Regions from separate parts of the Homo sapiens genome. Here region 2 is linked to region 1. A link is an interaction called in ENCODE POLR2A ChIA-PET data of the cell type or tissue named here. Cell type or tissue: A673. All regions are shown on one strand. Links, peaks and the distances in the headings refer to the core of each region. The heading gives the core; the rest is flanking DNA.

Evidence for each region. Peaks named below come from ENCODE experiments on the same cell type or tissue, not always from the same donor. Only the 100,000 strongest peaks of a DNase experiment are listed, where the experiment ranks them.
Region 2: POLR2A ChIA-PET joins it to region 1 with 8 read pairs; 2 of 35 experiments call an interaction of 5 or more read pairs at or near these places.

What each region holds. Positions count from the first base shown.
Region 1 is chr22:39,030,514-39,034,893 of GRCh38, reverse strand. APOBEC3D (apolipoprotein B mRNA editing enzyme catalytic subunit 3D) reads right to left here. Exons shown (of 7, transcript NM_152426.4): 6 at 2,921-3,200; 7 at 1,617-2,696. The coding sequence ends at 2,578. Among named protein-coding and RNA genes, the nearest start is that of APOBEC3F, 8.2 kb to the left of the region's middle. RefSeq lists an enhancer at 3,742-4,380. In A673, for the core only: no CTCF peak of the experiment used is centred there; no DNase peak of the experiment used is centred there.
Region 2 is chr22:39,176,326-39,180,705 of GRCh38, reverse strand. No RefSeq gene overlaps it. Among named protein-coding and RNA genes, the nearest start is that of CBX7, 26 kb to the right of the region's middle. RefSeq lists an enhancer at 4,228-4,380. In A673, for the core only: no CTCF peak of the experiment used is centred there; a DNase peak (open chromatin) is centred at 2,295.

The DNA.
Region 1 (4,380 bases), core at 75-4,074:
GTGGAGGAGGGTGGATCACCTGAGCTCACGAGTTCAAGACCAGCCTGAGCAACATGGAGAAACCTCGCCTCTACTAAAACTACAAAATTAGCCGGGCGTGGTGGCGCATGCCTGTAGTCCCAGCTACTCAGGAGGCTGAGACAGGAGAATCGCTTGAACCCTGAAGGTGGAGGTTGCAGTGAGCCAAGATTATGCCATTGCACTCCAGCCTGGGCAACGAGAGTAAAACTCTGTCTCAAAAAAAAAAAAAAAAAAAAAAGATGATATTTGGAGGCAGAGATACCCCAGAGGTGCAGGTAGGTGCACAGAGGAAAGGCCACAGAGGACACAGCCAGAAGGGATTCCCTGCCAGCCAGGAGGAGCAGCCTCAGAGCAAACAACCCAACCCACCCCTCGAACTTGGACTTGGAGCCTCCAGATGTGTGAGGAAATAAATGCCTGCTGTGTGGGCACCTGGCCTGGGGCATGTTCTGTGGAGGCCACAGCATGAAGGGGTCATTTTTATAGAGAATCTCATTCTCTAATAACTTACATCTGCCTAGAAAATGACAAGTCAAATTTAAAGTGTGGAGAAGAGCCTCTAATTTCACATTTCATTTGCAAAGAAAGAATTTGGGACATACACGCAGTCTGGGTGGTGTTCACCATGTTGGGAGAACAGAGACAGCAACAGGTTTTATAAAAAGGAGAAATGGGCTAGGCGCTGTGGCTCACACCAGCAATCCCAGCAATTTGGGAGGCCAAGGAGGTCGGATCACTTGAGGTCAGGAGTTTAAGACCAGCCTAAGCCTGGCCAGGTGGCTCGCACCTGTAATCCCAGCACTTTGGGTGCCCGAGACGGGTGGATCACCAGGTCAGGAGTTCAAGACCAGCCTAGCCAAGATGCTGAAACCCCATCTCTACTAAAAATACAAAAATTAGCCAGGCGTGGTGGCACACCCATGTAATCCCAGCTACTCGGGAGGCTGAGGCAGGAGAATAGTTTGAACCCGGGTGGCAGAGGTTGCAGTGAGCCCAGGTTGCACCACTGCACTCCAGCCTGGGTGACAGAGCAAGACTTCATCTGAAAAAAATAAAAATAAGCCTGGCATGGGCAACATGATGAAACCCGTTTTTACTGAAAATACAAAAATTAGCCCGGTGTGGTGGTGCACGCCTGTAATCCCAGCTACTCGGGAGGCTGAGACAGGAGAATCACTTGAACAACAGAGGTGGAGGTTGCAGTGAGCGGAGACTGCGCCATTGCACTCCAGCCTGGGTGACAGGGCGAGACTCCACTTCAAAAAAAAAAAGGAGAAATGTTCTCTTGCCCTGTGGGAAAGCCCACCATGGGCACTAGGAAGTGTTGGGAGCTGGGAGGTTCCATTGCTGAGTCACTGCGTTTGGAGCAAGGAGTCCAAGACTTACAGCCATTTATGGCAGAAGCTATGGATAAAGCTGGTTTCAGGGTACAATGCACAGTTTCAGGAGTCAGGCTTGCAGATAAGTCCATTTTGGGAGCAATGGTGTGTGGCCTGACTGCTTTTCCTCCCTGGCTGCTGGCCTCTGTTTTAGCTGCGTAGGACATGAATGACCCAATTCGTAGGATGAAACTTACAAAGGATGTTTCTCAAAACTGGTTTTCAACTTACATATATTCATATCCATTTAGGTTGAGTGTATTTATTGATTTATTTTCAGGCAGGGTCTTGATCTGTTGCTCAAACTGGAGTTCTGTGGCGCGATCTCAGTTTACTCCAGCCTCCACCTCCCCGGCTCAAGCAGTCCTCCCACTTCATCCTCCCAAGTAGCTTAAACTACAGGTGCATGCCACCACATCTGGCTTTTTTTTGGTATTTTTTTTTGTAGAAATGGGGCTTTGTCGTGTGGCCCAGGCTGGTCTCAAACTTCTGGGCTCAAGCGATTCTCCCACCTCTGCCTCCGAAAGGCGTGAGTCACCAGGGCCAGACTAGATTGAGTTTAATAAGATTTGGTTGTGCGGCCGAGCCGGGTGGCTCACGCCCGTAATCCCAGCACTTTGGGAGACAGAGATGGGCAGATCACCTGAGGTCAGGAGTTCAAGACCAGCCTGGCCAACATGGTGAAACCCAGTCACTACTAAAAATACAAAAAAAAAAAAAAAAAAAAAAAAAAATTAGCTGGGCGTGGTGGCAGGCATCTGTAATCCCAGCTACTCAGAAGCTGAGACAGGAGAATCACTTGAACCCAGTAAGCAGAGTTTGCAGTGAGCTGAGATCCAGCCATTGCACTCTAGTCTGGGCGACAGAGTGAAACTCCGTCTCAAAAAAAAAAAAAAAAAAAAAAGATTTGGTTATGCTGGGGAGATGGGAAGAGTCAAGTTAGGGGCACCCAGGCTGGGGGAACAGGACTGGGGAGGTGGATGGAGAGCCTCTACAAGAAGAGCCTGGGAGAGCGGGGAGGAGGTGGTGAGGCAGGGGGGCACTATGGAATGGCCCTGAGGCCAGGAGGGGCTCAGGATGACCAGGCAAAAGCACAGCTGGTGCAGGATGGAGGGGAGGCCCGTGCAGCATGAGCAGGAGGCTAGAAGAGACAGACCATGAGGCCCAGGGAGACCCCTCACTGGAGAATCTCCCGTAGCCTTCTTTTCAGAAGTCGAAAGTTGGTTTGTAGTCCCTTCCAAGGCTTGAATGGCTCATCATCACTGTACACAAAGTTTTTCCAACAAGATACAAAATCTGAGAAAAAAACAAGGAGAAAGCAGTGAGGGCCCAGCAAGCCTCTCTCCCGGCCCTGGGCCCTCCCCTCCCAAGCCAGGTCTCCTGGCTGCCAGTTGCAGCTGGCGCCGGCCCCATCCCTGCAGGCTTCCCGGGGACACTGCCCCGCCCCACGGCATTGCAGACCCACCTGCCCCTCATGCTGTCCCTCCCGCACCCACTCTCCTCAGCCCCCCACGTCTCACCTTTGTAGCCCATGATCTTCACGGAGGCCCCTTCCTGACTCAGGCTGCAGAGCCCCTCCTGGTAATCTGTATCCCAGAAGTAGCAGAGGCGGGCGGTGAAGATGGTGAGATTCACGTTGCTGTGCCTGGCCAGGAACTCGGCCACCTCCCCTGCACACTCTGGGCAAGGGCTCCAAGATGTGTACCAGGTGACCTCGTAGTTTGTGTTAGGAGACAGTATGTCGTCACAGAACCAAGAGAGGAAGCACCTTTCTGCATGACAATGGGTCTCAGGATCCACCTGGGGAAGGAGGAGGAGGAGGGCAGGGGGAGCTCAGACCAGGAGCAGGAGGAGTGTAGGGGTGGGGCGATGGGAGAAGAGGGCAGGCCTGAAGCCCCAGGGCATTTTCTTATTTATTTATTTTTGAGACAGGGTCTCTCCTGTTGCCCAAGCTGGGGTGCAGTGGTGCGATCTGGGCTGACTGCAGCCTTGACCTCCCAGGCTCAAGGAATCTTCCCACCTCAGCCTCCTGATTAGCTGGGACTGCAGGTGTGTGCTGCCACGCCCGGCTAATTTTTTTGTAATTTTTGTGGAGACGGAGTCGTGCCACATTGCCCAGGCTGATCTCGAAATCTTGGGCTCAAGCCATCCTCCTGCCTCAGCCTACCAAATTTCTAGGACTATGAGCATAAACCACATGCACGACCTTATTTTATTTCTTTACTTTTCATTTTTCTGGGTGCATAGTAGGCCCCAGGGCGTTTTATTCATTGAGTTTCCCTTATTCCATCCTTCTCCTTCCTCTTTATTTTTTTATTATTTTTTTCTGAGATGGAGTCTTGCTCTGTTGCACAGGCGGGAGTGCAACGGCACGATCTCAGCTCACCACAACTTCTGCCCCTTGGGTTCAAGCGATTCTCTTGCCTCAGCCTCCGGAGTAGCTAGGATTACAGTCGCGCACTCCTACGCCTGGCTAATTTTTGTAGTTTTAGTAGAGACAGGGTTTCACCATGTTAGCTAGGCTGTTCTTGAACTCCTGACCTTATGATCCGCCCGCCTAGGCCTCACGATGTGTTGGGATTGCAGGCGTGAGCTACTGCGTACAGGCGTGAGCCACCGCGCTTGGCCCCTTCCTTCTTTATTTTATTGAGTCTTTTCCTGTCTCATCATGCCCTCAAGTGCGAATTCTGGCATCCTTTCCCCCAGGCATCCATTAACCAGGCATCCTCAGCCCCTGCTGTGGCCTGGTCCTATGGGGTCTGCCTTGTCCCCTGTCTGCCTTCTGCTGGGAAGGTCATTGGACCCACATTGTCCCATGGAGTTGAAGGTTGGCCAAAGGGGCTACTGAGCACTTGAAATGGGGCTCTGATTAGAAACGTTGGCACGTGTAAAATACACAGCGCATTTCAAAATCTCATTGTGAGAATAGACAAACTTTAACTCTCTCATGAGGCATTTTATATTAAGTATATGTTGAAAT
Region 2 (4,380 bases), core at 311-4,310, 150 kb before region 1:
ACCCAGACCAAGCTCTGCCCATCACCCTTACCCCCGCAGCAAACAGCCACCTCTTGGTCACCCTTGAGAGGGGCAGCCATCAGGGACAAGGGTGGGGCCCTCGAATCTCTGAGGGGAGAGTTCTTTCTCCTTGCCATTTTTTTTTTTCTTCGAGATGGATTTTCACTCTTGTCTCCCAGGCTGGAGTGCAATGGCGCGATCTCAGCTCACGGCAACCTCCGTCTCCTGGGTTCAAGCGATTCTCCTGCCTCAGCCTCCCCAGTAGCTGGGATTATAGGCATGTGCCACCATGCTCGGATAACTTTTTTGTATTTTTAGTAGAGATGGGGTTTTACCATGTTGGCCAGGCTGGTCTTGAACTTCAGACCTCAGGCGATCCACCTGCCTCGGCCACCCAAAGTGCTGGAATTATAGGCGTGAGCCACCGCGCCCGGCCCTCCTTGCCTTTTAATGTCCTCTCTCCTGTTCTTTTCGCAAGTCTCCTCCCCGTCAGGCTGTCACCTATGGCTCTGTGGGAGCCTCATTTGTGGCTGTTCCATCTGCTGCCTGCAGGCACCTCGGCTGAGGCCCCACCCTCCTGGGCCTCCCTCCTCCCCGATGCTGTTTCTCAGGCTCCCCTGCCGGCCCCCCTCATCTCTAAACGTTGGCGGGGGGTGCCAGGGCTCAATCCTTGGAGCTACTCTTTGTCTACACCCTTCCCCAGGGTGGTCTCATCCGGCTCTAGGGGCTGATCCCCACCCACGAGCCAGTGACGCCCGATGAGTGTCCCCAGCTGGCCCCTGCCTGCTCAGCTTTGCCGGGTGGAAGTCTCGGATTTATCACCGGGCATCACCACCTCGACCTGTCCAGCCTCAGTGCCTGTCTTCCCTGCTCCATCCCACCCCAAACCTGCCATCCCCAGCTGGCCCCATCAGTTTCAGTAGCTCTGTCCTTCCAAGTGCTAGGGCCCAAACCTTGGAATAGGCCTTGACCTTCTCTTTCCTTTACCACCACCCTTCATCAGATAGGCCGTACTGCTGTTGGCTCCGCCTTCTGTTCCTCGCCCTCACCAGGGCTGCTGGCCCAGCCTAGCCCCACCAGCTCCCCTCCTACAGGCTGCTTAAGCCTAAGTCAGATCATGTGTTTCTCTGCTCAGACCCTCCCCGGCTCCTGCTCCGGTCCTCACTCAGAGCCGCAGCTCAGGTGCTTACAAAGGCCTGCAAGGACCTATGGGATTTCACCCTGACTCTGTCTGCTTGGGCCCCCTCTGCTGACAGCCCTCCTCCTGCAGAGCCCAGCCTCAGTGGGCTCACTCCCTCACTTCCTTCAGTCTGTGAGGCCCTCCCTGGTCACCCCACATCAAGCTACCCCCACCTCTGGACCCTGCCCCATCCTTCCGCACAGCACCAACTTCTATTCCCTTTACTCATTGGTTGCTTTCCTGCCCATTTCCCTGCATTTGAATGGAAGCTGCACAGTGCCTAGCGTGTGGATGGTATTCAAGAAGTAGTTGTTGAATTGAATAAATGAATGAGTGAATGAATGGCTGACCATTCCCTGTGTTCTTTCCTGAGGAATGCCCACTTGGCTAAGAATCTCTCTCCACCCGGCACTCCAGACTTGTAGCGAGTTGAAGCTAGCCTATCTTCCCCACGCTATACTTAAACTGAGCTCGTGCAACCAGCGGACCCTCCAACCACCACCGGCCATATTTCCCACCAGGACCACATCCCCTGTCCCCAGCCTCTGTGTGAGCCGTCACCTCCTCCCTGAAGGCCTCCTGATTCATCCATGTCTCCCTCTCTCCGGTGCCCTCCTGAGGGGGCCTCATGACTGGTGACTCTCCCACCCTCCTGATGGACGGTTAACTCGCCAAGGGCTCCGTCTCCTTCATTTCTGTAACCCCGGCACTCAGCAGAGCCTCTGCACACAGCAGGCGCCCACTCAGTGTTTGCTAACTGGAGTTGAACATTTGCCTTAGTTTTATGTTTAGTCTTTTCTGTTGGCCTTATTTTATTTATTTATTTATTTATTTTTGAGACAGGGTCTCACTATGTTGCCCAGGCTGGTCTCAAACTGTCAGGCTCAAGTGATCCTCTTGCCTCAGCCTCCTGAGGAACTGGGATTACAGGTGTGAGCCACCATGCCCAGTGAGTTTATTTTATTTTAGTCATGTTCATTTGTTTTCTAGTTCATCTTTAGTTTGATTTTTACAACATTTATTCTCCTTTTTCTGATTACAAAACGAACGTGCTCATTGCCAAAAACATTGAAAATACACCGTAAATACACAGGAAATAGGAAATTACTCATGATTTGGCTGCGCAGAGATCACTGTGATTAGCATTTGGTGGGTCACTTTGACTTCTTCTCATTGTGCACTTTCCCTTTTAGTAAATCTTACACTGGGACCATTTCTTATGTCCTCACTCTTCTTCAAAGGCCTCGTATTTGATGGCTGCATAATATTCCATTTCGTCATTTTATCATTATTTAATCAAGCGTGCCACACACAGATGATCGTGACACCCCCTGTGCCCATCCTCCTCCACAGACACAACCCCTGGCCACCCCCGCATCTGTAAACACACCCGGCCGTGCCGCAGTGGCCCCTAAGCCTCACAATTGAGGTGATTTCCCAGAGGAGGCTGAACAATGCCCTGGACATGTGGACCCAGCAGGGTGGGGTTCCAGCCTTTTCCTCCTACTGTCCCTCAGACAGACAGAGAGACAGACAGATGGCCAGCCAGCCAGACAGGCAGACAGGACAGGCGGGTGGGACAGGCGGGTGGGACAGGCAGGCGGGACAGGCAGGCAGGAGGCACCAGGGGAAGGCGGAGGCAATAGCGTTGGGGGTGTCTGGCCTTTTGGGGGGGTCAAGTGGTAGGGAGATGGGGTCCTTGGGAGCAGGGCCCTGGCCTGGATGGGAGCTGAACTCTGCAGGGTGAGCCCTAGAGAAGAGCAGGTAACAGGGAGGGACTTCCTCTGCTTAATCCTCTCAAGGGCAGGCAGAAGGAGGTGACTGATGGTCTCAGAACCAAACAGTTGAATTTCAGAATCCTGGGACCACAGAGGACTGATGAGGCTGGCCCCAGGGACCACATCCTCTAACCCTGTGATGATCAAGTGGAGGTGCAGAGGCCCAGGGACTTCTCAGGCCTCCTGACTCCAGCAAAGAGCTGCTCCTGCCTCTCGCTGTGGCCTGGACCAGGTTGCTCTGGTCCCTGTGCCCAGAGCCACCGTGAGCTGTTGAAGTGGGAAATGGGGCCTGCAGTGCAGATGGAGCTGGAGTTCCCAGGACTGGGCAGGGGCTTGGGGTGGTCCTCGAGCCAGCAGGAGAGGGGAGGGAGAGGGTGGGAGGCTAGAGACTGGCAGCCCAGATGCATCCATCCCACTGCAGCCCCTCCTGCCTGTCCCCTCCCGGCCCTGGAAGACCCCTCCAGGCTCCCCAAGGGCAGAGGGCAGCATGGGGAGCGGGCTTGGTCTCCTGCAGAGTGGAGGTCTCTGAAGCCTCCAGCTCCCAGCTTCTCCCCAGACTGCTCTGGGCCTGAAACTAGGGGGCGTTTGCAGAAAAACATGGAAAAGAATTACCCTAGTTTCTGGTGGTTTTGCAGAACAGCAAGTCCCCGGATTCCCGGGTCAGCTTGACCGAGCTAGCTGTGGGATCTTGGACAAGGACCCCTTTCCTCCTAGGACCCCAAAGGCACTCCCAGGGTGAGGGCTCCAGAGCCTGACCGCCCCCAGGCCCTCCCCTCTGAATGTTCGAATCCTGCATACCATGGCTGCGTGGCGGTGGGAACCACTATATCCCACCAGGCCCGGCCCAGTGCGGAGAAGGGATGGGCTCCTGCCCTTAGCCAGAGGCACAGGCTCTGCAGAGAGGCAGTGATGATGCCATAGAGCGTGACAAGGGCAGCAATGCTGGGGTTGCCCAAGGAAGGGATCAAAGTCTCCCATCTTGCAGACAGAGATACTGAGTCCCAGAGAGGGGAAGTGGCTGTCTGGGCACTGGAGACTAGAACCCAGGAGTCTTCTACCTCTCCCCTCTTCCGGCTCTGACCCCGAGAGCTTCCCTGGGGAACGGTAGGTGGGCTAGGGAGCCCCATAAGGTAGAACTGAAAGCAGAAACTCCTCCCCTGTTAACTGACTCCTCCCAGAGCCCCCGAATCTCTGCTTCCAGGGTTGGGGTTCATTTGCTTCTGCGATAGTCTGGGATGGGTGGGACTGGCACAAGATGGGTCCTCTATCACCCCAAGTCCAAGGGGCGCCCCAAGCGGGGTGCTGCTGTGCCGTGTCGGGCCAGCATGGCAGTAGGCCAGGGCCCCCGGCAGCGCCGAGGCAGCTGGACAGGGCGGCCGCCAAGAATGCCAGGAATGCGGAGCCGCCGTGTCCTTCCCGCTC